Regions from separate parts of the Mus musculus genome. Here all the other regions are linked to region 1. Evidence: chromatin loops called from intact Hi-C (ENCODE). Cell type or tissue: heart. All regions are shown on one strand. Links, peaks and the distances in the headings refer to the core of each region. The heading gives the core; the rest is flanking DNA. Region 1 overlaps Gm46328 (a long non-coding RNA gene). Region 2 has its middle 22 kb from the start of Gm36213. Region 3 holds the start of Egln3 (egl-9 family hypoxia-inducible factor 3). Region 4 has its middle 37 kb from the start of Gm35895. Region 5 has its middle 10 kb from the start of Gm36213.

Region 1 (6,429 bases), core at 715-5,714:
GTCACTTGGCTACTGAGGCCAGGGCAGTCTGTACCCCTGCTGCTTACAAGACTGAGCTAACAGTGGTGGGGAAGGGGGTGGTGCTGTTCCTCTCCTCATCCTTCATGATAAGAGCACACTCCCTACTTTACCTTCCAGCCCTGGGACCTGGAAGCACCTCTGAGCCACATTTGCATGCCACTGTGTGTACGTGAGTCTCTGCTCATGCTGTGATTTAAACACAAAGCCCCTACTATTTTCAGAGTGAGCAGCTGCCAGATCTTTCAGCCAAGTTGGTGGAGCCAGCTGTCCCTGCTCCCTGAAAGATGAAGGAAGCACTGAAGTCAAAACCTTCAAGCTCTCAGGAAACCTGAGTTTCTGACACTCCACTCCAGTGATAACCCACACAAGTAGACAGCCTTCCTTCCTGCCTTCCTTCCTTACTGCCAGAGCCTGCTGGAAGGATCCATAATGACAGTTTGTATCTTCCAAAGCCCAAGTTCCAATAGGATGGGAAGTAGGGTTAGGAACTCCAGGGACCCAGAGCACATAATGGATTCTATGAGACGAAGCATGTAGATATGGTGGCCACCATCTCAGGGCCCCACTAGGCAACAACTGACTCCCAGAGCAGTACCCAGAGGACCATCCTGTTCCCTTGAAACCTTAACTTTATGATATGGACAAATTCATTGAAAAAAAAATAGTGACTTCTTTTGCTTTGCCCTAAAATGACTCCAAAGAAAGAGGAAGTAGGGCTGTGATAGATCACTTGCATAACATGAAAAGGGACCTGGGTTTGATTCCCAGCGAGGAAAGAAAAAAGAAAGAAAGAATGACCAAAGATCATACAGTACAAAGAGATGGACCCTCAGAAATAGGTGTAGACCAAATCACAAGATACTGGTCAGTAGAGTACCCTGCTTGGTCCTTGCATAAGATGGCCTATTTCAGTGTTTTTCTCAGGTCTGGCTGACCTAGCCCTCAATTATCTGCAAAACTGTATACTTTCCCATAAGAGGGTGTAAAACAGCACCTAATAAGTCCAAGGCAGGCTATGAGGTAGCTGGAAAAACAAGCTAAATTCCACCTGGAGCTAGGTCGGCCACTGCTGCTCCCAGAGATGCTTTCTTCCTAACAGAAACCTGGGCGTTAGGGTGACAGTCAGAAACCCGGTTGGGGCCAGTGCCAACGAGCTGCCAGGAACAGGGAAGGGAAGCCAAGGGCGGGGATGGGAGACAGTAGAGGATTCATTCTAGGCTTCCACGAAGAACTGGCCTCTTTATGCCTTGTCCACACCCTCTGTGCCTCCCTTAATGAACCCTGAAGTCTTACCCCAGTACCATAATTGCCTGGTGGCTTTTCTTGGGTTATAGATCCTTCCCTTGCTCAACTGAGGAAAGTCCTAAGCCATCATAATGCAGAAAGCATCATGACAGCTAGCTCTGGACCAGGTAAATAGCGTCTCCCACTGGGTTGTCTCTTTAGTCTTAAAGAGCTATGTTGACAAAAATCCCCTCAAGATACAAAAAGTTGTAAGTGGGGGTAGGAAATGGGGAATGAGAGATAAGGGGAAGGTTTAACCCAAAGTAAGAATATATGAAAAAGATATAAGGGAAACCTACTATTTTATTGTCTTATTAGAAATATAAATTAGAAAAAAAATTAAATGGAGGCACCCTGCATTGGTGGATAGTATTCTTCCCATAAGCCATAAGTTATTAAGTGGAAATCCTAGTGCCAGCTGTGGAATGCCTTCCTATGAGATGTTGGTCGGGGAGCCCTCAAATATCCTCCAAGCCATACATGCTATTGCCATTGTTCTTGATTGCCCACCAGACTAAATGGTAAGACGCTATTACCAAACACATCACATTCTTTTGCTATAAGACATAGAGAAAACAAGTTGAAATTGAGTTAGAAGTTTCCTCTTTGCTAGTTGGCTTTCATGGCTGTGCAGGCTGCTGAGGGAGAAAAACCATCAACAGTGTAGCTAACTGTGAGCCCTTTAAGTTACAGTAAAGACCTGCCAGGCAAACCGTGGATGCTTGTGCACCAGTGGCACAACCATCGTGGGGGGTAACCAACCACTCTACACTTGGATTTGAGGACTGCTTTACAGTAGGGAACTACTGTCTTGTGCTATAAACTTAACCAAGAATAGGTCAAGCGCACAGGGGTTGCTCCTACCACTGCTGTTTTTCTAAGTGGATACATTGTCAATCTGTGTTCTACATACTTACCTGGACACCCTTGATTGGTGCTGTTTTCAGCCTGGGCAAGAGACATTTGTGATGCAGAGATTCTTAACTGGTCAGAAAGTACTGAGAATAAGTGACTTGAATTTTCAACCCTAAATGGCTCTGAAAAATCACGAAGGAGAAGGAAGAGCCTAAGAACTGGAGGGTAGCGGGGAGTGCTGTGAAACTTTCTTAGACATAGATGACCACTGCACTCATGAACTCCCAGCAGCTATTGTTCCACCCATGAGACCTACACCAGCTTGAGCCTGTCAGCATACCATAAGTCATGGACAGCAGAGGGCTCATGAGGCCCCTACCTCTCCCTGAGGGACACTTAGCAGTTAATAGTTGTTGGGGAAGAGAGCAGGGGTGGGGGTGATGTGAAGGGTAGAGGTATGGAGGAAGTCATTTTCTTCAGCAGTGTAGCCACTGATACATTATCTGTGCTCCAGTGAACCACCCATCACCCATACTCACGCAAGCAACCATAATTAAACCCAGTGAGTCACTTATACAAAAGGACTTAAAAGTAGGAGAGGAAGTTGTTGGGAATATGCATTTCAGTGGCAGAGGGCGAGGGCATGAAACAGAGTAATGGGCGTGAAAATAGCCAAAATACATTATACATATGAAATTGTCAAAAAAAAAAAAAAAAAGAGTTTTTTAAAAGGAAAGAAAAGAAATACACACCCCCAACCCCAGACGTTTGTGAGTGCCCTTTGTTTTGAGATCATGGGAGACTGAAGCCTAGTTCTTTGTGTCCTACTTTTTTCCCCTTCATGGGTGGAGTTCAGGAAGAGAGGGCCATCCCTGTCTCCAGAGAAGGCCAAAGTAAGAGACCTGAAGAGACCCGCAGCCAAGGCTCGAAGAGCAGTAAGCAGTCTATGAAAGAACACAGACAGCTCCTGCCCTGCTCCGGGCAAGCCTCTGTCTGTCACCCTGTAGTCTGTGGGCTCACATATGCAAGCCCCGCCATCCGTGATGCTCTGACCATCCTGGCCGAATCACTTTTCTAGCTCTCAGAGAAGCACTGGATTAAAATGTTTCCGCTGACCCTGCAATGAGGCCAGTCAGTGGATTCTAAGAAGGTGTCCGGCGGTTTAGCATCTTGCCTCAGGTAATATTATGGGACACTAGATTTTTAACCCAAATAAATGTTACCCACTGGGGCTGAGGACAAGAGGTTGGCAGGTTTGAGGAAGCTGTGCAGTGCCTCTCTAGAAGCAAGAGCTGATGCCCGAAGCTGCGCCAGGGGCTCTGTTCATGGGCTCGGGCCCCCTCTGAGTGTTTCTGACCAGCCCTGATCTCCCTGGCCCCTGAGTGTGGCAGGTCACTGGAAGCCTCTTGAAATGCTGGAGAAAATCTGCTGCCTGACACGTTCGCCCTGGCTGGCAGGCTGCTTTGCATGCCTATGGGGCAAGCGGGCTATTTTTGAACGGATTTCATAACTCTTTGTAGATGCTGCGGCTGCTGATTGCACACGTGTTTCCGGCTTGGCTCCCACAGTGAATGTTGACAGAAACAGCGTCTTCAGAGAATGTAGAAAAAGAGGGATTCGGGAGATTAGGGACACAATTTCCATGTCTAGACTCAGTTCCCGCAGCGACATCTGCTCTAATCAGGGTCCCTGGGATTCAGCACCTTGTGCAGATCACCCCCTAAACAGCTTCGCTCTCTTGGAGAAACTGGATTGTGAAACCTCCCGACAGCAGCCCTGGGTGCGAGGACCCTCCCCGTGCCGTTCCAAGGTTAAACCCCAGGTGAAGTCCTGAGGTTTTGTGGTTGCAAAAACAAAGTATGAGAAAAGTCTGTGACTGTCTTGTATCCATTTTTCTTTTGGGAAATCTTAAACCTCACACCCAATTCTAGCCCCTGGCCAGACTGCTTCTTTATCTCCCAGCTGGAAGGACCAACTTTAAAACCACAGTGCTGATCACTCATTTTCTCGTTCCAGTGTGTCTCCTTCACCTTTGCTTATCTGGCCCTCCTGTCAGCCTGGTGGCAAATCCCACTCCACTCCCCAGTTCATCCTTTTATTCATCTATCATGGCCTCCCCTCGTGCTCCGTCAAAGCACTGCTATCGGGTTCACAATTACTCGCGTCTTAGCCCCACCACATGGTACTTCTCTCCCCATCTATCTGCCTGAAACCCTGATTCATTAGTCACATATCCTGTCATATATATACATATGTGTGTGTATAGATATACATGTGTGTGTGCACGTGCATGTGTATACACACATATGTGCACACATACATATGTATGTACATATGTATATGAGTATGTGTGTGTGTGTATGTGTGTGTGTGTACACATATATGTTTTTTAGAAGAGATTTCACATACAAGTCCTTCACTGTCTCTGGAGGTCACCAGACTCCAAGTTTTCTCCAACAAGCCCTTCTCAGAAAACGAATACTTAATCCAGATGAGCTACCAACCCCTAACTTATACGTTCATCTCTGCACGAATTAAGGAGAGACGTCTCCATGACAACTTTCAAGTTCTCCATCAGAGATTCTCCTCATCCAATTTCTTGAAACAATTTAGGAACCATTTTAGGACAGCTCTGCCGCTCACTTGCTGAACCTCCCTAGTTCTCTCAACAAAAATGAGTTGCGATCATGTTCATCCCTAGGCTATCACACTCAGAATAATGTAAAATATGGCGGTGCCTCAAGTCAAAAGACAAATTGGTAAATCTTTAGTAGTTCTTTCTCCTTGGCTCCCAAGGCATTACGACTGTCTACTGGAGGCTGCATCAGGCAGTTCTGAGCTAGGCTTACCCACTGCCACATAGTCTGGGATAATGTTTTCAAAACCAATAACACTAGCCAATCACTAAGCGAGCATTGGACTAAGACTGCACATGTGCTTTGCAATGTTCACGTCGTCCTCATTACAATTTCATGTTATTTCCCCAGCATTACACTGGGGCTTAAGCAAGTAGAGTAACTGGCCCACCTGAACAGGTGAAAACACACACTTCCAGTTTAGGTCCATTCAGTTGGAACCTGAATATGCACAATATGAAAACAGATGTAACAACAGGGTTCTATTTTTTTTCCTAGTCTGTATATCATCCAAGTTTTCTCTAGAAAATGTGGTTTTCCTCAGAAAACACTTTTTTTAAAGGTAATAAAATTAAAGTTTGATGCATTTGCATAATAAGACAGATCTTTCCAGGAGGCAGGAATATTCTAAAAAAACAGATCTGAGATCCCGTGGATACACCAGGGAGAAAAATACTGAAGAAACTCTCTGTTTTCATCAGGGCCGTGTTGAGCCATGCTGTCCTGTGGGGTAGCCTGATTTACAGGAGAGAGGAGATCACTCCTCCTTCTGGGAAGAAAGTGTCTTTCTGTGTTAAGGTCGTAGACCCTCCAGTTCTAGCACATATTTACCTATGACCCTTCCACAGTACTGTTAAAATTCCTTCTTTTGAGTTCTTAATCTTAACAAAAGAATTTAGAGACAGACTTGGAAGGAACCCAAAGGGCAACTTCATTTGAGTTTAAGGAACCAGCAGAAGAGCCAAGCTGTACATCTTGGCAGTTGCCAGAAGGAAGGGAATGGAGAAGAGGGAGAGAGAAAGGCCCGCCTTCTGCAGTGGGGTTTGAGCCAGCAAGCAGGTTCCACAGTGATGTCAGGAAGCAGCTGTGTGATGGACAGCCACAGAATGGAAAAACAAAGAGTGAGAGGGAGTTTCAGAGACCAAAAGAGACTGCCAAACATGTCAGAAAAAGAATGCCCAGGCTTTGGTCAGTATCTAAAACAGAAAAAGAGAGAAAAGAAGAAAGAGGAAGAGTTCCACGTGTCTGGGGAACTCAGAAAAGCAAGCAGGCTCCATGTTGCTGCACAGTGGAAGCTCTCTGAGGGGTCACGTGTGGCAGGGCTTCGGGAAAGACAGGTGCATTGTCTCAGGGGGAAATCATCTCCTCCATCTCCTTAGCGTGTCTTTAAGTGACTCCAATTTCCTGGCGGTGGGGCTGCAGACCCTGGCCAGAGGATCAACAGGCTCAGCTGGACCAATTGTTATGGGAGAAACAATAGCATGTACTATTTATTACTCTTTGGAACCGATCAAAATGCCACATCTCCATCTGAAGCAAGAGGTAAATCCCATCTTTTGACCAGGAGACCTAAGCTTCTGCTGTTTGTTTGTTTGTTTGTTTGTTTGGTTGGTTGGTTGGTTGGTTGGTTGGT
Region 2 (6,429 bases), core at 452-5,451, 53 kb after region 1:
ATCTCCTCTAAAACAGTGCCCCTTGGTTGTCCACAGTAAACACTCTCTGTCCTGATCCACTCCGTGTGTACTGGCTGAAATTTATTTACTGCTTTTCATCGTTATCAATCAAGGGTGATCTGCCTAGAAAGCTGCGAAACGGCCTCTGCAAGCTTGTAGTTCAAAAGCTTAGAGCAGCCCTGGCTTCCCCGGTCAATCGGCCAAGACTTCTGCTAACCACCCCAAAACACTAGCGATAAGACAGCAACGAGCAATAGGAGTTGGCAGAGGTTTAGCTCTGAGAAGACCGGGAACAAGCTTGTATTTCTACTTTGGTTGCTGAAGTATGTAAAAAAGAAGAAACATTGTATCTAACGGCTGTTTTTCAGATTGTTTCCACAGCAGGGCCAATCACAACTTCCCATCTCAGTACATACAGCCTCGGAAATGTGCTGTGTCTTCAACAGTGAACCACACGCCACACCAAGCATCCAGAAGTGAGGTAGGTGAGGTATATAGCCCATATCCAAAAAGAGACTCGAGGCGTTTAACTAAACTAAATGTGTGAATCTAGAATTCCGATTTCAATCAATTGGCTCAGTCTCTTTCCTGTCTGTCTTAAGCCCAGTCTCTCTCTTATATGACTATTTTTTTTCCCCCAACTACATCTTCATCCCAGGTATCCAACATAGCATCTTCACTATCCTTGGTGCAAGGTCAGAGGGTGAACAAAGACTCCTTATGCTGCATCCTATGTCACGTTCCCAGTGAGACAGGCATGGGGAGGAGCCTGCTGTACATCATATTAACTCAGGGTAAACACTCATCTCCCAGCTCCTCTTTTTCCCAGACACATTTGACTTAAACACACTCAACAGCATAAGCAAAGACTTGAATTTGCCATAACTGCTCTGAGCCTGACCCTAGGCCATGACACTCAGACTATATATATATATATATATATATATATATATATATATATATATATATATATATCAAAGTCATCTGGAGGGCATGTGGAAACCAATCACTGGGTCTGACTTAAAGTTTCTGACTCAGCCTGAAGTGGGTTCTAAAACTTAACATTTCTATCTTGAAGATGCCCATTAGACCGGGGATGACACGCTGAGAGGTACTGCATGGGACTCATAGGCACATGGGAGCTTCATGGAAGTCAATGATCGTGGGAACCAAGCCCTTCAGTTCTGCCTCAAGCAGAAAGACAACTTGCCTGATCCTATTGGAGCCCAGGTTGGGAGCTGGAGAGAAGTTGAGTCAGTAGATAGTGAAGCTTTAAAAGACCATACAGGAAGCAGTGAGGCTGGCAGCCCAGCTCTGAACTAGGACCCCGTGACCTCTGCTTCACTCCTTGTCTGTTCCTTGGATGTGACCACAGGCAAGCAGTTTCTTCCTCTGTATAAAAAGGTGTTGGAAAGCATAGTTATAGCCTTGGGAAGCTGAGGTAAGACTTGAATGAAGTCATCTATACAAATCATGCAAAGTGCAGTATTTGGAGGATTTCAAATAGGTTGAATGGAAATGTTCAACCTCAGCATATTGCCAGAACTTAGACCATCAAGGAGAGGCCTGGATACGAAGACTGGACTAAGCAGACAGGTAAAACTGAAAGAGGCCAGATGAGGAGGCACACGCCTGTAACACCAGCAACTCAGGAGGCTGAGGCAGAAGGGCTGTGAGTTCCAGGTCAGCCTGAGCTATATATTAAATCATTGTTTTTAAGATAAACAAACAAACAAACAAAACCAAAAAACACAAATTTTTAAAAAGCCATAAAACAGAGTGAAAAAACCAGTATGTGTAGCTGCCTCAATCCACTTTGGGCTCTGAACAATGCCTCTGCCCACAAGCAACGGACAACAGACCACAAGACCCAAAGCTCCTCCCCTGTGTTTCAGTACTCCTTCTATTAGCCCATTTTCTGTTACTATAACAAAATGCCTAAAGTTAAGTAAGTACCAAGAAAAGAGATCCATTTATATAACAGTTTTGGAGACTCTGAGAAGAAACATCATAACACTAACTCTGGTGTGGGGCACTCGGCTGTACTGCATCACAACAGATGGTCGCACGTGCGAGAGGGAGCGGTCACATAGCAAGACTAGGAACAAAGTGGGTCCCCCGAGAACTTCTGCTTCAGAAGGCATGCCTCCAAAGATTCAAACACTCACTCACCCTTAGGCCCTAATGGCCCCACCACCTTTTAACCTTGTCACACTCTGAACCCAGCTCTCAATGCATGAGCCCTCGAGAGACTCGGCCCATATCCAAACCAGTCTCTTCCACTTCTACTCAGCTTTCTGCTTCTGCTGGCCAGATCTCCAGGACTGCTTACCAGGCAGTTTTCCCCACTAGCCCGTAATCTGTCCTTTCTCAGCAAGCCTCTTGGCTTGTCCTGTCCTTCTACCCACGATGAGTCCAAGTGGTGCCAACGCATATGTCCTGAGCTCTCCTCACCGTGACATACAACCATTGATCACTAATCCAATTTTGCAAGCCCTTTTCTAAGAAGCGGTGTTAAAATGACCCCCATAAAAATTATTTTCCTACTCTTGTAGTTTTCAGATTGCCCAAATATGGAGAGCTTAGCTTGTTTTGTCAAGTCCAATTGCTTAGCAATGGCTGCCTGGGGCATCATGCGTTGCTCTAATTATTTAATTTTCTTTTTACTGTTTATTATTTTTTTAGTCAGATAGGCATGCATGCTTAAAGTTAATAGTCAGATAATTCTATATGGTTTATTATTAAAAAGGTGGCAGTCCCTGTCTCTCGCAGCCTCTTCTCCATTGTGAGGTACTTTCAACCTTGTCACTAATATCTGATCAATCTCTTGGTGTCTACAATGGCAATTTCATGTTCTACCACTTGCTTTAAAAAAAAAATGAGTTGGTCCTTTAGTTTGAGCCAATAATATTTACTAACTTCTTCCCATAAAACCTAGTATTTTATTTTTATATCTATGCTACTTTACCCATGTACATCTTAATCACAGTTTTAAATAGACCAGTATTTGGATTTGTAATAGTATTTCTATTTAAATGTTAGTCACAGATGAGCCAGGTAATAACATTTGCCTTTCCCTCACAATGTTTTTTAGTCTCTCTGAAAAAAAAAAAAACTGTGCCCTTGCTTTCATTTAAAATTTTCTATGTGTGTTTATCATTAATTGAATGCCTAACTCTGACCGCCCTGTAAATCTCTCAGGACATTTGATACATAGGACACGCCCTCAGTTCCATCTTCCTGGGCTTGTGGGAGCATCTCGCAGCTTCTGGCCTGTTCCACTCCAGCTAGGCTTCCTTCCTGGTGTCTCCCTTCACCTGCCCTTCTGAAGACTCCTTTTGCTTCCAGATTTCTGTGTCTTAAAACTCTCCCTTTCTTGGTTTAATACCCTTATACCTGGGACACATGTACCTGCTGTTTCCTAAGAACTTTCTGGAAAGGAAGTGGTTTTAAGCATTTGGTATGCTTGCTCTTCCCTTACGTCCTTTCGGTATTTTGAATGGCTGTTAAGGTCAAGGCTAACCACCATATCTCCCTAGAATTTGAAATGTGGGAAACCAGTGCCATTCTGAGGCTACTCCTTCTTGTGGTCTCCCGTTCAGTTTCTAGAATAGAAACTCCGTTCTCAATATTCTAAAATCTCATCACGAGGTAGCCTCCACGTGGGCCAATTCCCATCCAGTCAGACGAATCTCAGTGAGGTCTTCCAGGCTGGAAACGTCCTTCTTACAGAATTCTCTTAACCCATTTGGTTGGTGACTTTGCCTAGTGTTCCTTTCCCCCTTATTAACAACTTTTATTATTCAGATTTAGACGTCTTGAACTAGTCCTTAGATTTTTGTATTAGTGTCTCGCCTCCACTCTCTGTCACTTTTTATTTTTGCTGTATCTCACGTAGATTTACTCACTCTTATAGTTAGGATTTCTTTTCAAGCTTCCTTCTTCCCACTATGTTTTTAATTTCTAAAAATTTTTTTCTGTCCATTTGATTTCTGAGTTCGAGGCCAGCCTGGTCTACAAAGTGAGTTCCAGGACAGCCAGGACTACACAGAGAAACCCTGTCTCGAAAAAACCAAAAAAAAAAAAACCACAAACCCATTTCATTAAAAAAGGACTTATTAAAAAAAAAAAAAAAAAAAAAAAGATGTTCCTTTTCAAATAGCACTTGTTCTTATTTCATGGTAGTAATATTTTCTCGTTTCTTGAAGGATACTAATAATAGACTTTAATTATTTTCCCCTGTACTAGAGACTGAACCCTGAGCCTTATACATGCTGGGTAGGCACTCTACCACTGAGCTAAATCCAAAGCCCCTATAGGTTTAGATTTTTACAATGTTCATCTCCTGGCCTAACCTCTCCAAGACGTTTTGTGTCTGAGTGTCCTCTCCTTCTCCTTCCTCTCCTTCCTCCCCTTCATCTATATCCCCTCCCCTCTCAGATATCTTATAATCTTTGATCAAATCCTCTTATGCTGGGTGTGACTGAAAAGCTGACTTTAGACTTGGCTTGTTCTCAAATACGATAACATCGCCATCCTAAGACCTTATCTCTGTAGCCCAGTAATTGTCTTTCAATCATAGCTGTCGAGAGGAGCCAGTGAGCAGAAATCTCACTGAACGGTGGACGGGTAGCTACCATAGGTGAAAAACAGGAAATCAATAGGCAAAGCCCAAATCAGACTACATGTAGAGAAACCCATCCTTAGATTTCCTTCCTTTTGATAGCGGTGGGCTGGCCTCCCCATCTACCTGTGATCACACACCTGTGTGAAGATTCTTACTCTCTGCAGCCTAAGCAGCTTTCTTCTCCTGCCCTCTTAGAAGTGTTAACAGCTCCTGCAGTAGTCTACAGTTCTCTGTTGGTTTCCTTACACTGTACCTCTTTATAAGTGGCCCTATTGCCAGCGTTTCCTCTGTTACTATATTTGAGTGTGCTGTCTTCCTCCTGCTGGAACCTCATACTACACAGTGAACACAGCAGGGCTCACTGATGGCAGACAGCAAACGCTATCACGCACACACTAGCTCAATTGTGACGAACTTGCTGCCGTCATTTGGAAAGGACTCAGAGAGAACAGAATCCAAACTTGGGGAGACTGGCACTGCAGCCGGCATTTATCTCACATCTATGACGTCATGAGTTTGACCTTAGCACTAGAAAAAGAGATAAAGCTTAAAAAGTTTATACTCTCTCCCCCACCCCCATCAAAGTCAATTTGCCTTACAGATAAATATATGTAGTTACAAAACAACCTCAATCTTTCAGGCATAGATAAGTTAGTAAGTTAGTCATGGATTTTCTTCAGAATTCAAAGTTCAAAGTTCTGTCTCCCAATGAGTCCACGGGAATACAAAGACGTGGAAAGTCCACTTTGTTTCCTCTTTTAGAAGTTCCAAAGCAGAGGGAAGTCTTGCTCTCAGCTTCTCTTCCAGCTCCATATGCAGAGATTCTCCCCCATGTGAAGAGGGATGTGAAATAGCCATCAAACGAGAGCACACAAACCGGTCACCATCATCCTTGGACAGCAGAGGCCCCCTGGGAGACCAACTCAGCAGAGACAGATTCGAAGTTAAGAATATTCTCTTTCCTACTGATTTCCCAGTTCCCCCAACAAGTGAGCACCAGGCTCTGGCAGAAACTTGGCAAGCAGAGGTCAGAGTGTCTCCATGGCTCGGCAGGCCCTGGCAGAGCTCCCTTAGGACGGGGCGCAGAGGTGCCAGAAAGCCTAGTTACGTCACCAGTGCTGTCAGGCTCTGATCAGCAGATAAGATTATCGAGGGGCCTTTCATCTTCAGGTCATGTTCAGCAGCCCTGAGTCAGAGCTCAGGCTGCTCCTTGTGGAGATGGTGGGAAATGAGTGGGTGCAATCAACCCACATCTTCCTAGAGGAGGGCCACCGGACCAGATCCACCCATGCAATGGGCACAGACGAATGGGGACAGATTCCTGGGTTGTGGAATGGGAAGGCTGAAGAGAAACTAAAACGCACACACTCTGCCAGAGAACTTGGCCCAATTAGGACACATCACACAACCTGAAAACGTTATTCTCACACCAGCCACTCTAGCCAGAAGCTTCCAATGCACCGTAAATGTCCATTCACAGAGTCCTGGAGATCTAGGACCAGAAGAACGTGAATACTGCCCCCCACACACACACACACACACTTTGTGGATGAGAACCTTTGTATGGACAAGTCCTCGTCTGACAGACTACTGAAGATTTCCATCTGCTCACGATTAGCCAAGCCTTCCAACACCCAAACACTTTCAATTAGCTCTTTCTCCTGCTAACAGGTACTCACAGGAATGAGTAGCAGCAGCAACCAGAAAATCTCTAATTCTAAGAAGACTCACTCTGCAGGTCTTGCTAATACAGTGCTTTAAGTGGTCACTAATATCACCAGTCACATTCGCAAGACACAGGG
Region 3 (6,429 bases), core at 729-5,728, 200 kb before region 1:
GAGTTTGACTATCCTTATAGGAAGAAATGGCCAGGAGCAAGACTAACCCAAAGTGATGTTACAGGCACCAGCTCCTCCACCTCCCATTGGTCTACCGGCCTGCCAATCTACCTGTAAACATTTTCAAGATAAATCATCACCACCCACTGCCCCCATTACGGGCTATGAGAACAACAAAAACAAGGTTTCTACCCAGAGGTACCTCACCACTCTCTTCATGGACCTTATCAGGTTGTTTGAGTGGATTTTGCCATGAGTTTATAGGAAAAGAAAGGCGATGGCGTGGGGCTCAGCACTTGGGCTGAGGGGTCTATGAGAATTCTGAGCCCCAGGGCTCAAAGGCTGCAGCAGAAGTGGAGGACTTAACCTTGTCATACCGAACTCTTCCCTCCCACCCTACCTAACTCTACAAGCCAACTAACACAAGGCAAAAATTAGACTTGCCTCTAGTAGAGTTAAGAGTGCCTCTGGCTACTGTGAAGGGCAGTACCGGGTGGCTTTAAAGGAGGCACTTCGGATCATGGACATGCGTGTCGCAGTGTTTCCAATATCTTTTCCCTCCACCAGCCAGTTGTCCTTGCGGTCATCACCAAAACCAGGGCAATTCTTTCAGAGTCAGCAGAAGCTCATCATCACGAGACACCTGAGCCCCTTAACGTGGACTTTTGCTTAAGGGGTTAGGCCAGGAGGTGGAGGGGACGCAAGTAGGGCAGATAGGCAAGCTGACTTCTTGGTTAAAAACCAAAGTTCGCTGCACCCCAGCGAAGGCGACACAACACTCCGAATGAAGGCTTCCCGTCCCCTGCAGCGCAGCTGCGGCTGGGCACCCGCACGCATCCTACCTTGGACCGCTCCTTGACATAGTATTTGCCCAGCCGGCTCCCGCAGTACAGGACCAGCCGGTCGATGAGGGACAGGAGGAAGTTGATGGCCTCGCAGCCCTCCTCGTTGCCCCCGATCCACGTGATCTGGTCGCCTCGCAGGTGCCGCTTGGAGACGCCGGCGCACGGCCCGGCCAGCTGGCCGTCACGCAGGGCCCCGTTGTAGTGCAGCTGCTTGACTCGCTCCAGCACGCAGTCGCCCACCACCTCGCCTAGGAAGTTGTCCAGGTAGCAGAAGCCGACCTCGTGCAGACAGGGCACGATGTACTCCAGGGCGATCTTCTCCAGATCCAGCCTCATGATGTGTCCCAGAGGCATCTCGCCCACAGAGCCGAGGCCGGGGACCCCCAGGGTGCACGCACCCAGGGCTTTCCCAGCGCGAGCGCACAGCGAAGATGCGGAGAGCCGGGCCGGGGACTCTCCCACCTGCGGTGGTCACAGTCCCCGAGCCACTTTAGCTCCAGAGGCGGGGAAAGTTGCTCGAAACTCTGAAGAGAAGGGATCCCGGCTCTGGGACCGGCGGGAGCAGTGTAGGGCTCCGCCACCCAGCGCCGGACTGGCCCAGTGAGAAGTCGGAGGGCCCTTTTTGGAGATGCAGAGCCACCGCCGCGGCGGCCGTGGCCGGGGGAGGAACGAGAGAAAGCACCGCCTTGACCCCAACGTCATGGTCCCGCCCCCGGGACTGCCCTCCTCCGGGCTCTTCCTCTTGGACTGGTGCTGCGGAGCATCTGGGTGAGCTCCACTCTAGCTAACCTGTGTGTGACCCAAGAAAGGGCTGGATTTTTTTTTTTTAATGCTCTCGATTTGCATATTGATTTGCGTTAAATCCCCTAACAAACTTGAAAACCTGGATCTCACGTCTGAGATGCACATGAACAGTTTATTGCCACTTTCTGGGCTAGTCACCTCTCTGGTGACTATATTTCTTAAACATTAAGGTTTAAGCTCTACCTAGTGTCTTTCCTTCTTTCCTCTTCTGTTTGATTCGGGTCTGGCTGTTCCAACCCCTGTGAGAGAGAGAGGTGAATTTAATTTTAACCAAAACTGACTGATTCATTAACAAACATTCCCCTTGACCTCCCCCCACCCTGTGTGCCAGGCTGGTGTGTATCCCCTGAGAAGGGAGTGGAGGACAGAGAGATAGGGAGGCGCCCCGGGAAGGGAGAGCACTGCCAAATCCTGCAAATTTTTGTATTTTGTCCTGCGGGAGATGTTCATGCACCATTTATACTCAAGCTTTTTACTAAAAGGTTCTGAAATTCTCTCTCAAAATCACTCGCACTCTCCCCAAAAGATACACTGTGTTCCAGGTCTCTCTGGCTTCTACTACATGCAACTTGCACTAGAGCCCTAGGCCCTACCCAAAAGGCTTAATTATCTACTGTAAGGTGGTCTCTATACAGATTTCTGATGCCCTTTCCTTCCAAATGAGAGAGAGAGAAACAGAGACATCTAAGACAGAGGGAAAGAGAGACAAACACAGAGAGACAGAGAGACAGAGAGTCAGTTCACATCTTTGCACATTTAGATTTTCAGTTAAGTCAAATGAAAAACTGCACCGATTTTTCAAGCATCACTAATTTTGGACATAAAGTCCTTTTTGCTTTTATTCTCTTCCCAATAGCCCCTCTGCTCACCTTCTCTGAGGGGAGAAGTGGGGGTGCAGTTCATGTGAAGGAGAGGCAGAGGAGGAGAGAGTGCTGACAGACTGGGAAGAAGGCTGTATTGTAGTCAGTGAGGGCAAACAGGGCCTTGGGGAGTGGCAGTCAACCAGAGAGGGTGTAAGCAGCTTTGAAGAAACCTAACTAGCTCCATGGAGAACAGGGACCCTGTTAATGGCCTTGCTCAGTTGGCCTCTTCCATATGTCTGTCCAGGAGAAGGTGTATTTCCTTAGGGTAAAGGCTCAACTTCAAGAAGCTGTTGTCCAAAAGCCCATAGCAGCACTGGGGTGACAGGAGCCCATGTCCTTGAAACACTGATGCCAGCACATGATAGATGGTTGGAAAACAGTCTCCTGAGACACTGACATCTGAACCTGGGCCCTGCAATCACCAGCTGGGGTTTTAGACAGGAAGCCAGCAGGACAGGACCTTTTGCAAGCAGTACTGAGGAGCCTCCCAGGGTATCTAGAGCAAGACCTCAGCGGCCACTGGAGGGGGACAGTGAGAACTTCTGCAGAACAGCTGTCCTGTCCCATCCCAGTAAAGGCAAACAAAGCAAAGGCTGGAGAGTAATTTATCTTCATTGGGGATAGAATGGAAATGAGTTCCAAACAGGAGGAAAGGCCATCTTCCCACTGTTATCTGAGCCCCTCTCTAGGAGCCACTCTGACCCCTCTTATGATCTGCAGGGACACCTTGGAGTAGGAAGCTGTGGAAGGTAGTACCTTGGGGCTTTTGCAGCTTTGGAGATTGTAGTAGACTTCAGAAATATCCCAATAAAGTTATTAACTTAATATTTAAATGGATTTCCATAATTTCAGAGCACAGTGGCTGCTAGTGTAGTCACAACTAGAACAACAGTTCAAGCAAGTTCAGGCCTGATGCGGTTCTAGATGACTTCAGTTCCAAAACGCGTGCTGGTCAGGAAGGGAGTCAATCCTGTAGCCCCATCCCTGCTTGGCTTACTAATCAATCACAGGGAACTTACTAATCAATCACAGACCTGCCAATCAACTCAGAGCTGCCAGCACTGAGAGCAGTAGGGAAGTCAGACATACTGTGACTGGGAGAAATCAAAGTTCATGATTCTACAGAGGGCACAGACAGGCAGGAGCCAAACGGGCTCTGAGGCTGAGCACCAGATGGGCAAAATCCAAGTTACCTGTAAATACATTTATTTCAGATATTTGTCCATTAACCTAAGTCATTTTAAAGGTGACTATTATATTCATCAACTTTTCATTGCTTTGGCAATGTACCTGAAACAGTCATTGTGGTGGTTTGACTAGGAGTGACCCCCTCCCGTGAACTCTCGGGTTTGAATGTGTAGCCCAGAAGGAGTGGTACTATCAGGAGGTGTGGCCTTGTTGAGGTTGGTGTGGCCACGTGGAGTGTGTTGTGGAGGAACAAGCTTGAAGTCTCAGAAACTCAAGCCCAGGCTCAGGGGTGCACAGCCACTACCTGCTGCCTTTGGATCAAGATTTAAGACTCTGAGCTCCTGCAGGACCATATCTACCCGCATGCTGCCATGCTCCTGGTCATGACAATAATGGACTAGAACCCTAAAACTGTAAGCCAGCCTCAATTAAATGTTTTCCTTTATAAGAGTTGCCACGGTTATGGTGTCTCTTCACAGCAATAGAAACCCTAACTAAGACAATCATTTAAAAGAAACAACGGTTTATTTATTTTGGCTCATGGTTTTTAAGGTGTTGTCATAGTCTTTGGGGACTGTGGCAAGGCCCATCATGTCAGGGAGAGGCAAGAAGAGTGATAAAGAATCCAGGGATCCAGAATCAGATACAAGGGTCACCCCCAGTAACCTAACGTCTTTCTACTAGACCACCCTTCTAGAGGTTCTACCATTCCCCAGCAATGCCACTGGCTGCCAATCAAATCTAAACATACGTGCCTTCAGGAGACACAAGCCAGACCATAGCAAGTATTAAAATAACTTCAAAAACATACAACCAACTTTGTTTTCTTTTTTTTTTTCCTTTTAAGATTTATTTATTTATTATATATAAGTACACTGTAGCTGTCTTCAGACACACCAGAAGAGGGCATCAGATCCCATTACAGATGGTTGTGAGCCACCATGTGGTTGCTGGGACTTGAACTCAGGACCTCTGGAAGAGCAGTTGGTGCTCTTAACAGCTGAGCCATCTCTCCAGCCCCAACGTTCTTGTTTTTAATTCTGTTATGATAAAATACCCTAATAGAAGCAACACAGAGGAGAAAGGCTTATTTTAGCTCAGAAGTCACAGTTCATCATTGCAGGGAAGTCAAGATACCAGGAGGTAACGTAGCTAGTCACATCACATGCACAATCAACAGTAGAAAGCAGTGAGTGAATACATGCATGCTTCCCCATCTCCACTCTTACACATTTAGGATTCCCTGCCTAGGGAATGGTGCCACCCAGAGTGGGCAGGTCTTTCCCACTCAGTTAAGTAATCAGTTAATACTTCTACAGTCTTCTTACAGGCAAGCCTGTCTATATAATTCCTCTCTGAGGGGTTGGAGAGATGGCTCAGGAGTTAAGAGCTCTTGGTGCTCTTCCAGAAAACCAGATTCCCTTGTGGTAGCTCACGGCCATCTATAACTCCAATTCTAGGAAACCCAACTTTCTCTTCTGATCTCCAAGATAATCGGACACATATGTAGTGTGCATAGAAATGAATGCAGGCAAAACATCCATATACATAAAATAATAAATGAAATATAGATGATTCCTTACTGAAACTCCCTTCCCAGAAGATTCTAGATTGTGTCAATTTGGCAGTATTCGACATCACATGATTTCAAAGTGAAAACTTCAGCATCATTTAGCATGTTACATTCATGTTACAGCATGTTACATTCATGTTACAGCATGTTACATTCATGTTACAGCATGTTGCAATCACTACCTCTGTGCTGCCAAAACATTCTAACTGCCCCAAAAGAAAATTCTACACCCCTTGGTCAGTAATTTTCTGTTCCCAACTTTCCTCAGTCCCTGGCAACCACTGATCTGCTTCTGTTTCTCTGAGTTTACTTATACCAGACATTTTCTCTAAGTGGACCATACTATATGGGACTTCTTCCAGCTGGCTTCTTTCTTGTCACATAAAGTTGTTTTTCAGGTTCACCCACATTGTACCACATATCAGTGCTCTCTTCTTTATGGCTGAATAATTGTGGCTATGCCATAATATCCTACTTATCAGTTGATGGATTTGGGTTCTTTCCATATTTGAGTTAGTGTTAGTAGTAATGCTGTGAACATATGTGCCTAAGGATTTGATTAGCCATTTTCAACTTTCGGGGCACGGGGCGGGGGGGGGGGGAGTAAAATATTGAAGTCCCATTTTGAAGAGCCACCAAACTATTTTCTTAACAGCTTAACATTTCACATTCCCACCACTAATGTGGAAGAGGGTCTATCTGGTTTTGTTGTTGTTGTTTTGTCAAGAAGGATCTCACTATATAGTCCTGGCTGACCTAGAACTCACTACAAAGCCAGGCTACCCTCGGAGATCTGCTGCTTCTTGTGTGCTGGAATTAAAGGTATATGCCACTGTGTCCACCTCAAATTTTTCTTTTTCTTTTATGTGTAGTGGGGTTAGGCCTACACGTATGTGTGTGAAACATGGGTGTTCCTGTTGCCTGCAGAAGTCAGAAGAGAGAGTCAGATTCCCCTTGGAACTGGAGTTACAGATGCTTGTGGGCTGGGGCTGGGAGAACAGCTGGTGTTCTTCAACTGCTGAGCTGTCTTTGTAGTCCTTCAAATTCTTCCTTAATCCTCGTGTAACTTATTATTTCCCATCAAAGTCCTGCCGTGTCTGAGTTTTCTTTTATCCTGGTAGGAGCTTGAGTATCATTTGCATCTGCGTGCAACTAG
Region 4 (6,429 bases), core at 500-5,499, 91 kb before region 1:
TCTCTCAATATTTCTGTCTGTCTGTCTGTCTGTCTGTCTGTCTCCTCACTATGTAGCCCTGGCTATCCTGTAGACCAGGTTGTCTTCAAACTCCCAGCACCCCCCTGCCTCTGCCTCATGAGTACTAGACTTAGAGGTATGTGGCAAATATTTCCTTTACAGAAATATTTCCTTTACAGAGTCCAGATGCACAAGCTACCCACTTCTTGCGATCTGGTGTGTTCAGTAAGTTCTTGGGCCTGGTTTTAATATGCTTTGTTTTTCTTTCCCTTCAGACTGCACTCTCTCTGTCTAATTCCAGGGAGAAGGAGCATGGGTTAGTTATAAAAGGCTAACAAACTTCAGGTGGGCTGAGAAACTCCTGGCAGGAACATTGCATGCTGGTAGCATCTTCAGAACCCTAGGATGCAGGAGACGCCTGACAAGAAGACCCACCACATACGTGATATTTACAACTTAGAACAGATCTGCATATGGAATCTCCCACCACAAAAATTCCCTTTTCTGCTCTCCAAACCCCCACGGCCCTGTACCTGGGCACACAGTCTCCAGTCCTTTGAGAGCTGCCCTTCGCTGTTGGGGGAAGTGCCTGGTGGTTATTCTAATTAAGCATTGTAAACTAGCATCTAATAAATCCGATGACCATTGGTCAATAAAATATCTTCAAAACAGTCATATGGAGATCCTTATAATTCATGATCTTTCATCAATTCGGCTTCTTAGGACCAGTTATGATGAAATGCCATCTTTACCTTTAACATCTCTGAGTGAACTTATGCCCTAAGGGAAAAAACAAACCCATCCTTCCCATTCAGCAACATATAAAGCAGGTGTTGGGTTCTGAGTGCTGATTACTGGGTGCTGGGTGCTGGGTGTCAGAGGTAGAAGACAGCATGCTGCAGTCCCTAAGGATATGGAGACTATGCCTAACAGTGTGCTCTTGTTACAAAACCATTTATGTCGTTTGATCTGAAAATTTCAACTATGCAAATCATTAACCAAGTGACCAACTATTTACATATAAAGACACTTGAGAGAATATTACTTAGACAAAAAGTAGAAACAACATAGCATACAATGATAGCAGAACTACTGCAAACATGACAAAGTGAAGGGTTTGTCAATGTGAGTGTTACGTAGTATTCTCAATTACAAAATTAACTTATTAAATATAGAATATACCAGAAATAACATGTTGTGTGTTCCTGTGGAATTTAAGGACTCTTGTCTTCCTATTCTGGGTATTTAGCTTTATTCTTTTATGAGATATGTATTAATCTTTTCCTCTAGGAAGCCTTGGGGAATCCCCTTTCCCAAAACAGTAAAACAAACCAGAACAAAGCCCAGCCTACATAATAAGCAAAACTGAAAGGCAGTTCTGTAACCCGGAGCTCTGCCTAAAGTGGAATCCACCCCCTTCGTTTGTGCTTTTCTTTCCTTGTTTGTTTAGTTTTGTTTGGGGTTTTGTTTTTGTTGTTGTTGGTCCTGGGTTTTTGTTTGTTTTGTTTTGTTTTGTTGAGACAAGGTTTCTCTGTGTAGCCCTGGAATTCAAATGTAGTTCAGGCTGCCCTTGAACTCTTGGTTTTGTAACTGCTTGCTTCTGCCTCCTGAGTGCTAGGATTAAAGACAGGAGATGCCACCTGCTGCCACCCCCACAACCCAAAGTTCATTTCAGTTTTGCTTGTTTCTACTGGTTTCCCAAGACAAACAAACAAGAGCAAAGCAGGCTTTTCTGAAGTAGTCAATGACTGACATTTTCCCCATCCAGTTATCTTCAACAAAGAAAAGAATATCCTGTTTCATTGCCACGACCATTGCAGCTACAGAAATGCCATTTGCAGCTAGCGCCTTACTGCAGCCCTGAAATAAGTCAGGTATCCATAGGGGCCGCTCAGGACCCCTAGGCTATCCTGTTGGTGTTACAAGCCCAGGGACCACCCGCTGCACTTGAAGCTGAAAGTCAGTATCCCCACCACCACACCCAAAGACCTGCCTAGTCCCCTGCAAGCACTACTCTCCCTTTAACTGTGCCAGAAAGGGCAGCACTAAAGAAAAAGTGGGGGTAATTTGACACATTCATTAGAATCCCCACTTGATTTTGGCGGAGTGTGAAGGCTTGTGGAGACCAGGTAGCCAGCCTGTGCTGGCCTGTGCTGGCCTTGAACTGGCTAGGTAGCTAAGAATGACCTTGACTTCTGATTTTTCAGTCTGGGGCGTATACCAATACACTTGGATCCCCTTTTCTCTGTCACCTGACTTTCCACTGAAACATGAGACTGGGACCTGTCACCAAAGAAGGTTACGTTAATGCCAAGTGCTCCTCTGTGCGGTGCTAAAAGTTCTCTTTGTGGTCAACTGATAAAACATTGAACAAAGGCGGGTCTTGAGCTCCTCGCTGTCAATGGATAAAGGGAGCCTGTCCTTTCTACATCACACTGGGTTGCTTAGAGACCAAGAGATTTTTGAAAGCAACAAAAAACCTAGAGTAATTCTGAAACGTCTTCACTTAGATAAGAGGCCATAAAAGAAAGAAGCCAGGGGCCAGCTCCGGGGCTTCTGTGGACTCCCAGGAGGTCAAGAAGAGGCTCGAGGGAAGGGCATGTACAGAAACCCGGATTTCTCCTGTCTAGCTGCACCTGGGACCAAAGATCAGCTCCCACTGTAAAGCCATCCTCAGGGCCATCAGGGTGGGGCTGCACTGGGGCCAGGGCGAAGTCCCTCGGGGTGAGCCGCGGGCAGGTAGCCAGGCACCAGGCAGGACTCAGTCCCGGTCCCGCCCGGCCCAACCTGGCCCTGCCTGCCACCAAGGCTCACGTAGCGAGAGCGTGAGTCAGCACCATCTGCTCGGTGAACCCTGCCCACCTCCCGGCAGGGGACCGCCCCCGCTTAGCCCGCCTGCGGGTTCCACACGCTCAGAGGGGTCCCCAGCCCCAAGATGCTAGGTAGGCTCGTTTTCACAGAAAGAGGGGCAGGAGGGTAAGGGCCGAGAGGAGCCTGAGGGTGGTCCTTCCTTTGCATGATCTTGACCTTCTCCTAGTCCTGATGTTTCTTTGTAGAGAGAGCACTCAGGCTTGCAGACTGGCTGGCTGGCTGGCTGGCTGGCTCACTGACAGGGATGCGAGGGAGGGAGGGGTGCTGTAGGAGTCAAGACCCTGGGAGACTGGGAGCTGATGGAGGGAACTTTTGAAGGGGGTGGGGGCGGGGAGTCCCTTATCAACTGCATCTCTCTTGGTGTGGGGAATAGTTTGCATTTCCTGTAACTTGCACCTGTTTAGTTCTAACCACCAACTTTATAAAAGGAAATTGCCTACGTGCCTGACGGCTGAAAGACAGAATTAGAAGCACTCTTCGCTGAATGTGTGAATGCTGCAGGAACTCCAGTTAAGTTCTGGACCTACAGGGTTGAAAGTCTGAGTCTCCGGAGGGAACAAAAGAATGGCAAGCCTCCTTTAACTCTTCCAAGTACTCCCCCCCCCCCCCAAATTAGGGCACATTATAAAAAGGCTTTCTTTCTTCCTGCATTTGTGATATGCAAATTTCACTCCCTTTTCTTTCTTTCTTTCTTTCTTTCTTTCTTTCTTTCTTTCTTTCTTCCTTCCTTTCTTTCCTTCTTTCTTTCTTTCTTTCTTTCTTTCTTTCTTTCTTTCTTTCTTTCTTTCTTTCTTTCTTTCTTCCTTTCTCTTGTTTTGTTTTGTTAGTTTTTTGATTACTTTGTTTGGGCTTAAGATAGGGCATCTCTGCATAGCCCTGGCTGTCCTGGAACTCACTATGCAGACCAGGCTGGCCTCAAATTCATAAAAATCCACCTGCCTGACTCCTAGGATTAAAGGTGTGCACCACCACACCTGGGCTAATGTCACTTTTTTCTTTTCACACACACACACACACACACACACACACACACACACACACACACAGCTCACATGGCTCAGCTCTCTTGTGGAGGTCAGAGGACAATTGTGGATATTATTGTCTCCTTCCACTCTGTGCATTCCTGGTATTGAACTCAGATCTTCTGCTTGGCAGTCAGCACCTTCAGCAGCTGAACCATCTCACCAGCCGAAATGTTACTTTTTCAAAACCCGTGAGAGAAGCAAGCAGAGGTCTCAGAGACAGAAGGGTGCTTTTGAAGGGAAAGAAATATATGGAGAAGGGAAGAGAGAAAAGGGAGAGAGAATAAAAAGCAAAGTGGTTTAACAGAGCAATATGGACCCCAGAATGAAAGCTACTGTCTGGGCTCAGGTAGTGCAAAAATAAGTACTATCCCAAGGTCCCAGCTTCAGGGTCGGTGGCTGGGTGAAGCCACTAACCACGTAGAGCTAAAGATAAAGGAGGCCCAGCACCCAGTGGCTGGACTGTTCAGATTCTACAACTTGCAGGCTATGTGACCTTAGCCAAGCCATGAGCAGCATCTCTGTCTCCCTCCTTCAAAAAACAAGAATGGTGAAGTCAGTGCTCATGTTCCAGGACTTTTCAGAGACCCAAGTCTCTGCATTAATACAAGGAAAGCACCAGAGCTAAGTACTGTGCTTAGTAGACACTCAGTAAGTACTCAAGGAAAGCACCAGAGCTAAGTACTGTGCTTAGTAGACACTCAGTAAGTACTCAAGGAAAGCACCAGAGCTAAGTACTATGCTTAGTAGACACTCAGTAAGTAACACTCAGTAAGTACTCAAGAAAAGCACCAGAGCTAAGTACTATGCTTAGTAGACACTCAGTAAGTACTAAGGAAAGCACCAGAGCTAAGTACTATGCTTAGTAGACACTCAGTAAATACTGCTACAGGCATGAATACAGGCGATGAAGGCCAAAGCCATCAGACACAGCAGAGCAGGCTATTGTACACAACTCCAGAAGGCTCAATCACACGTGAATATGGGCTATGCAGGGTGGGAATCCTGAGGATCCAGGTGGCTGAGTTAGTACTGCTCATAATAGCAAAGTAACAGACATTCAAGTGCACTTATGCCTAAGTTGTACATGGGATATTCATACAGTAACATACCATTACAGCTCTTCACAAGAACTAACCTGTATATATGTGGATATGTTTCCAAAAGACATTGAATAAAACAGCAAGATGCAAAATGACATATGTCACATGATATCATCTAAGAAAAGAAGATATAGACAGGAAGAGTTCCTATATTTTGCACATGTAAATATTTTTAATACTGAGAGAAGGAATACACACTTATAGCTATTTCTGAATAGAGAAAGAAGGAGTGCCTCTGTTACGATGTTCAGGCAACTTGGCTTTCTTCTGTGCTCCAACCATCACTTCATGGAATGTGCAAGAATAGTAGGTAGCTTGTTCTGTTTTAAGGCCCAGATCAACCCTAGAAGCAAGTATGCCAACATTGGCTAACTGTGGACTACAGGAATATGGGTGATCACTATTTTTTTTTTTCATTTGGACTTTTCTGCATATTCTAGTTAAAAATAATTGCACATCCAAGGGTAAGTGGTATGGCAAATGCATAAAGATGTGGACCTGGAGCACACGTCTTGGGTAAAGCACACATAGTAGTGAAAAAATCAGGTGAGCTATTGAATGTGGCACACTGACAAAATGGTGATACGGGAAATAAAAAGTACAGCAGCTCACAGCTAGGATGACCATGGCTCTCGGCCTGTCTGCAGAGAGACTTCTTCCAGCGCTGTTTCCTCTGAGAGTCAAGGGAGTGAGCCGAGCCCCAGGGCTGGGGTCACGCAGACTTAGACTTAGGGTGCCAATAACTAAGACGTGGGGCGTTAGTTAATGAGTTTCTAGTCCCTTCCATGAAATGGGAACCAAAGTCGTGTCAAGGGACAGGACGGGATGGGATGATGAAGCAAAGTCCCCAGAAGTGGACACAGGAAGTCCAGCAAACAGCGACTGCACGTAGATCAGGAAGGCGTGGCCTTGGGTCCAGGATGGAGCCGATTTGGGAGAGATTTTTTCTTACCCTTGGGTTGCCTTTTACCCTGCTAAAGGGTTTTAAACGGCTGTGTGGAAACGAAGAAAGCCGGTCACCAGTCATCTGAGAGACTGTACTTGATTGTGACATTCTTTAAGAGTTTCAGGTCTAGAAACAGTTGTTTTTTTTTTTTTTTAAATCACCACCACTACCCCCTTAAAGATCCAGTTATCGGTTGTTTTTTTCTTAAGTTTGTATGCACAAAATAATGGGCTTCACATTTTCATACATGTTTATTTTTGCACTTTGCTCATATTTGACTCCCTAACTGCCCCCTACCCCAGATGGTTCCCTTCCTCCCTACAAATAGTCTCCTTTCTGCTCTCACATCACGTGCGTGTGCGTGTGCATGTGTGTGTGTGTGTGTGTTTACATCTATACTCAGAATATGAAACAAGACAAAGCAATGTTTTGTTTTCTCTCACTGGCCTCTCTTGTTCCTCCCTCTTCCTTCGCTTTAGACACCTTC
Region 5 (6,429 bases), core at 414-5,413, 85 kb after region 1:
ACCTGTGTGATTGAATACTTGGTCCCCAGTGCTCTAGGAGAATGAGGACTAAGAGGGAGGGAAAACTGTGGGTTTGGGAAGTGGCACTGTTGACCAGACAGAAGGGACAGATGAGGAAGACCGAGAAATCAAGGGTGGCTTCAAGAATCTGGTTTGGAAATGTGGTCAGGGGCTGATAGAATGAATGGGATGAAGGACAGGTAAGGAGTCTGGGATCCAGCTACAATAAAATCATGAGTGAAGTCGGGAAATACACAAACATAGAAGGCACAACAAATTTGGATTCAATAAACAAGTCTGCTTTGGAACAAGTTAAAGTGCCTATCCACTGAACATGCAAGGAAGGCTATCCGATGGGTAACTCTGAAACTCACTGCAGTCATCAGACCTAAAACCTGAACATCACAGGCAGGTAGGCAAAAGTTAAATCATAACATATAAGAGATTAGGCAAAGAGACGGAGAAGAAAGCAGGACTGTTAGTAGAGATGCAAAATCTCCATTATTAGGAGACTGGGGTAGGATTGCAAGTCCAAAGCTGCTTAGACTGCACAGTGAGCTAAAAGCAGCTTTGGTAACCTAGTGAGAGCCTGGGCTAAAAAAAAAACTAGAGACTGGAGAATGGCCCAGAGGAACAGGGTTCGGTTCCCAGCACCCTGAGGCAGCTTACAAACATTCATAACTCCAGTTTCACGAAATCTGATGCCCTCTTTTGATTTCCTTAGGCATGAGGCACGCATGTGGTACACATACATACAGGCAGGCAAAGCATTTGAACAACTAAGTAAAACAAGCTAAAAAGGACAAGGAAGGCTTGGGTATGTCTCCATGGTAGAGTGTCTAGCATGTCTGAGGCCCTGGATTCAATTCCTGTAAGATAAGGAGGAAAAGAGGAAGGTACTTAGACTTAGGAACATATGTTAAATAATATTAGATTACACTTTATTAGATAGTTTTAATTTAAAGGAAGTATTAAGATCTAGTTTTACTTATCAACAAACTAAAATGATTTTAAGGAAAAGGGGGAAAAAGAAGCATCACATAACTGTGGGAATTTTGCCATAAGAGGTTTGTTTGTTTGTTTTAAGTTCTCTAAGAAAAAAATTGTATCAAAAAACCTAAAGTGGTTGGCCATTTCTAAAACTAAGCCTCCTTCTAAAACAGCTGAGGGAGTTAATATCCTCCCAGCCTGACCTACAGCCCATAGTAAACAATGTAACATTCCCTTTCTGCCCTGTTACTAAAGTATCTACTTTAACTAGACCTAATTTTCCCATGCTCACCGCAGCTCTTTCACTATGACTGATCCATTCTTCAGTCTTTCATTTTGATTGACCTCTGACCAGGCTGAAACTTGTCATTGAATAATTATTTTTCCTAAGGTGTGTTGGTTCGTTCTTGAATTTGCTGAAACCTGAGAACGTGGTATCCGTTGTCATTAGATTTAACCAACACTTTGGCTGAGTAGAAGACTTGAGTCACTGAGTTCCTCAGAAATGTGTAGACATTACTTCACTAAATCAAAGTCCAAGAATAGCTGGGTTTTTCCTCTTCATAGGTGACTTGAAAAGCTCATGTCTTTAGCCAAGTGGTAGCAGGGAAACCTATCCCCCCCACATGCGCCACTCCTTTACATTTTGAAGTAGACAAATTTCTTCTATGACAATAATAAAAGTCAACAATTCAAAGCCACAAGTCCTTCTCTGCCTCATTAGACATTCTCATCATTGAAGACTGCTCAGATGTCCTTTTCTAACCCATAAGCCTTCCTCCTCTCACCTTTCCAAGTAGAATTATCTTATTCACGTAACATTTACTACATATGATGAGTTTCCCTGCTAACGACTAGGAAGAGGTCCGGGTTTTCTACAGAGGACGAAAGAAAATAGGTTAAATAATACAGAGTTTTATTTTAGTAGCCAACTTTATCACAGTGCCAACTGAATAGGGACTCAAATGTTGACTGGTCACCTATCTCTTCCAACTTTACCCTGTGAAATTTTGAGAGACTCTGGAGTTAGTATACTTGAACTTCAGCAGGTTTCAGAAGCACCTGGAGGAACAGCTGAACTATAGCCCACTAAGCCCCATATCCCCCGCCTCATGGCTGTGACAACATGGTTGTGGTAAACTTAACAAGGGACGGGTTTATTTTAGCTCATGGGTAAATTGCCCATCATGGCAAGTAAATAACGCCAGCAGGGGCATGAGTCAGCCAATCACACTCTCCTTTGCTTCCATTTAATTCAGCCCGTGAGACAATGCCACCCACATTCAGGGTGGGTCTTTTCCTCCTCAGTTAAACCTCTCTGAAAACATCTTCACAGACACATCCAGATGGATGTGTCAATGGAGAGATGACTCAAAGGTTAGTGGCAGTTTCTGCTCTTCCAGAGAACCTGAGTCTAATTCCCAGCACCCACATGGTGGCTCACAACCATATGTTGTGTTACATAAATACCTGGAGACACACATACACACATCATCATCATCTATAAATAACCCAGTAGTATGTCTCATAGGTGATTCCTAATAGAGTTAAGTGGACAGTAATGATAAACCAACACAGGTATGGCTCAAGAATTTTCTTCTCTAACAAGTGCTACGCTGGTGCTGTTTGATCCAGGCTGAGAACCAGAGAGTTAGAGTACTTTAGAAATGTAAGAAGATGGACGTGTTCTTGGAAAACAAGAGAAATCAAGGTTCAGATTAGGACTTTCCATATAGCCCCAAAGTCATCAAAATTCGTCTTGAGAAACATAAACCTAACACAAACAACTATTAGCCTATGTTCCCCCTAAGCAAAGATATCTGATGTGTCTCTTAGCTCCTTTTTATTCACTGGCCACTCATGAACAAGAGCCTTTAATCAAGACCCTCTACCCTGAATGATCATCACTCTTTAATTCCGTGGTTCAAGTATGAACCCAGAGGAATTTTGTGTGCCTTAGACCAAATTCTCCTTCAAGATAAAACAATTACAATTATATATATTTTAAATTCGTGTTTCTCTTGTTTTTTCTGTTTCTCGGGCTTTCCATTCTCTCTGCCTGCCCTCTCTCCGCCCATGAGGTAAGAGAACAGTGATTCTTGGATTAAGACTTGACAAACCACCAATAGTTACATATTCCTTGCCACCACAAGCCTTTCCACTTGTCACTGAAAACGGTGGTCACCAACCCCACCCACTCCTAGCCTGCCTCCCGTACAGAAGCCTCCACGTGGTGATTGTTGTACCCCTTTTCATAAATGGTGTTACTATATAGTGTCTTTGAGCACTGTGATTTCCTTAAGTTTTTCTGCGGACTTTGAGGTGACTAAAGTTGCATTGTAGCTCCACCTAGAGCCTGCTGCTGGTAAGACCTAGGACCCAGAGCAGACGGATGCGGGACACTCACTTCCAGTAAGTAGTAGGCTTAATGAAAACTCAGCTCTCCGGGATTCAAATGGACTGCAAGGCTATAAGAAATTGCTCAGCGTTAGGTCAAAGAGGCCTTCCCTCTGGACCTGTGACTTGATAACTCTCATTTTAAATAGTGTCATCGGCTTGGATTTTGGCTTCACGTTAGGATTTTAACTCTGGAGACACAGTCTTTTCGAAAGCATTTCGATAGGGAAGGAGCCTGGAGGGAGGAAGTTCAGCAGCTGACAGACCTTTTGGCTCTACCTCAGCTGCGTGGAGATCTGCGACCTGAAAAATCAGCGTGGCCTGGCCCAGGGCCGGTTGCAATGGAATGTGCATGTGCCCGAGAGTCCATTAGTCTCATTTAATGTGTGTGTGTGTGTGTGTGTGTGTGTGTGTGTGTGTGTGTGTGTGTGTTTTCCCCTAGCGGATAAATGTGAGCATCAAACACCCTGGCTTTTTTACAACACAAAAATCACAGGTCAGTGCCTTCCATGAGACCTGTTTGATAACAGGGAACAAGGAAGCAACGTTGGAGGACACTCAGACCCAGGAGGGTGAGCAGAGTGTTTGGGCAGAGCCAGGGGTTTGTCCCTGTAATTTAAGTATTAAATTAACTCTCTCTCCTGCTTGGGAAGAGAAATCAACACATTGCTGCAAGCCTCCTGCCAGCAGCAGCCTGCACCAAAGCTGCCCTAGGTCCCTACCACCAAGTTCTTTCATGGAAGGCTAGTCTTCACCCACCATTAAATAGACCAGGGTGGATTTTAAAGCACAAGGAATTCACATACCTTTCTCTTGACTATTTATATCAAGAGGTACAAAAGCTGAGCCATGCAAATGATGGGACCCCCTTCGTAAAGGTCCACAAATGTTGTCTGCTATGCTCCTTGGGACTGTTCCAGCTTCTGCATTTCCTAGGCCTCCCAGTGTGGCTTTTCTGTAAATTCCATGAGTCCTGTGCCCCAAATCATCTGAAATTGTTCCTTAGTAGTCAAACTGCTGACCACAAAGCCAGGGACGTTAAAGAAACAACCGGACCATCTCCCCAGAAGAGAGGTGAGAAGGGCAAATGAAGAAGACCTGGCTTGCATCTGACTGTGAAGGAGTAAAGTCTAGGATCAGTCAGGTCAGAGGGAGGCCCCAAAGTTCAGTCACGCCAACCGCATGAGCATATGAAGGAGTGCAGAGCCACAGCCCTGGCGGAGTGTAGAGCAAGCATTCCACATGAATCAGGAGCTTCTTTGGGAACTATCTCCAGATGAGCCAAATGGTTCAACAAGGCCTATGAATCCTTCAGTCCATGCTGCTCTGTGCCATCCCAGCCCTCCAGACATGCCTTACACACTCGTTTCTAACATCCCATCCCAAGAGGAGACATAGGCAGCATCTACCCTGCCTCCTAAGGTCTCAAAGGACAAACCAACTCAGTTACTGAGCTAGCTTATGGAGCACAATGGGGTGCTAACTTAAGCACATTTCCCCTTCCCTAGCCTTTCCCAGCCTAGAGACACCAGCCCCTCCTTGAGGCCAAGTGCTCTTGGAGAAGGGCTGCAAACAGTGGGTGACTGGAAGCAGCTAGGTATTCAGATGACCATCACAGGCTGAGCAGCACCCTTCCCACCCCTTTATGAGGGGTTGTAAACCATCCACGATCCCAGCAGCGGGGACAATCTTTTGCAAGTAGGAACAGCTGAACCCCTTAGATGACAGCTGTTTGGCTAGGAGAATAGTCCTGTACAGGTATGTGCATGCAACTGCGTGTGCGTGCGCACACACAAATACACACACACACACACACACACACACAAACACACTGGAGCCTAGTTTCTCAGCATGGCCACCAGACTGTAAGTTAGATGAGGATCTGGGCTGCTGCTTTTTTTTTGGGGGGGGGTGGTTGGTACGTGGGTATGGGATATTTTATTAATGAGTCTCACTGTCTAACCCTGGTGGTCCTGGAACTTAAAGAGTTCTGCCTGCTTCTTCCCCCTTAATGCTAGCACAATGTTTCTCAACCTGTGGCTCATGACCTTTTTGAGGGCTGCATCTCAAAGTCCTGCATCTCAGATATTTACACTGCGATTCATAACAGTAGCAAATGTGTAGTTAAGAAGTAGCAACAAGATACTTTTATGATTGGGGGTCACCACAACATGAGGAACTGTAGTAAAGGTTGAGAATAGCTGTGCTCAGATAACAGATGTCCACTACCTCATCTGGCAGTTACCAAATTTCTTGATGTAGACTTTGAATCCAGCTTCACCATCCTCAGGAGATGAGGCCAATGCGTTCCCAGGTTGCCAACCCCTGGGCTGTGCCAAGCCTCCCAGCTCTGAACTCTTTCTGTGGAAATGCAGACGATGAGACACTGATGTGGAAACCCATTCTTAAATGTGTCCCTTTAACACACGAGCATAGGAAAGAACAGGAAAACAAGAAATGAATAAATGGAGACTAGAGAAGAACGTGGAAGGAAAAAGGAAATTAAAGGCTGTACATTCCAGGAACTCAGAGAACAGACCTGTGTCCCAGGGGCTGCAGCTGTGCTAGGCACAGGTTTCTCAGGAAATGTTAATTGAATGAAAAACACAGAGAAGAAAAATTGACACAGGATCAAGGTGGGAGAAGACGCCCTGGAAGCATCTTTACCCAGATCCCCTGGATCTTCCACACAGCTTGGGGCTATCCTCCAGCCCCTGAGAACCTGCAGACAGGGAAGGGGAAGGGGGGGAGGGCTGCGGGGCAGAGTAAGGTTGCTGTGCAGTGCACTGCACCACTTGTCTGAAGCACAAGTCCTGGTCGATCTCCTCCTCCTCCTTCACCCTTAAAAACACCCGTCTTGATGCAGGGAAGAGTCACTGGTTTCATTTGAAACCGTTCCCAAACAGGATATAGAGTCTCCAACAGCTCCTGGGCCCTTGGCAATCGCCATGAGCAGGTGTTTCAGGAAAGTGCTGAGGAGCACGTACTGTGTAAAGAGCCAGGGCGAACTGGGTGGAGGCCAGGAGAGCAGCCCAAGGCAGA

The links. Peaks named below come from ENCODE experiments on the same cell type or tissue, not always from the same donor. Only the 100,000 strongest peaks of a DNase experiment are listed, where the experiment ranks them.
Region 2: it touches region 1 in a loop (1.9-fold over the local background); 2 of 42 quality-filtered maps call a loop at or near these places.
Region 3: it touches region 1 in a loop (2.6-fold over the local background); 3 of 42 quality-filtered maps call a loop at or near these places.
Region 4: a loop joins it to region 1, with 2.3 times the contacts of the local background. A loop is called at or near these places in 3 of 42 quality-filtered maps.
Region 5: it touches region 1 in a loop (2.1-fold over the local background); 3 of 42 quality-filtered maps call a loop at or near these places.

What each region holds. Positions count from the first base shown.
Region 1 is chr12:54,401,626-54,408,054 of GRCm38, forward strand. It overlaps Gm46328 (a long non-coding RNA gene), which reads left to right. Exons shown (of 4, transcript XR_001780528.1): 2 at 1,356-1,433; 3 at 3,017-3,339; 4 at 3,681-4,031. Among named protein-coding and RNA genes, the nearest start is that of Gm46328, 4.6 kb to the left of the region's middle. In heart, for the core only: no CTCF peak of the experiment used is centred there; a DNase peak (open chromatin) is centred at 3,636; H3K4me3 peaks cover 510 bases; H3K27ac peaks cover 1,300 bases.
Region 2 is chr12:54,454,617-54,461,045 of GRCm38, forward strand. No RefSeq gene overlaps it. Among named protein-coding and RNA genes, the nearest start is that of Gm36213, 22 kb to the right of the region's middle. In heart, for the core only: no CTCF peak of the experiment used is centred there; no DNase peak of the experiment used is centred there.
Region 3 is chr12:54,202,363-54,208,791 of GRCm38, forward strand. It overlaps Egln3 (egl-9 family hypoxia-inducible factor 3), which reads right to left and starts at 1,512. Exons shown (of 5, transcript NM_028133.2): 1 at 843-1,512. The coding sequence starts at 1,199. In heart, for the core only: a CTCF peak has its summit at 3,021; DNase peaks (open chromatin) are centred at 1,499 and 3,019; H3K4me3 peaks cover 1,284 bases; H3K27ac peaks cover 1,193 bases.
Region 4 is chr12:54,310,460-54,316,888 of GRCm38, forward strand. No RefSeq gene overlaps it. Among named protein-coding and RNA genes, the nearest start is that of Gm35895, 37 kb to the right of the region's middle. In heart, for the core only: no CTCF peak of the experiment used is centred there; a DNase peak (open chromatin) is centred at 2,812; H3K4me3 peaks cover 1,218 bases; H3K27ac peaks cover 1,496 bases.
Region 5 is chr12:54,486,540-54,492,968 of GRCm38, forward strand. No RefSeq gene overlaps it. Among named protein-coding and RNA genes, the nearest start is that of Gm36213, 10 kb to the left of the region's middle. In heart, for the core only: a CTCF peak has its summit at 3,349; no DNase peak of the experiment used is centred there; H3K4me3 peaks cover 264 bases; H3K27me3 peaks cover 1,042 bases.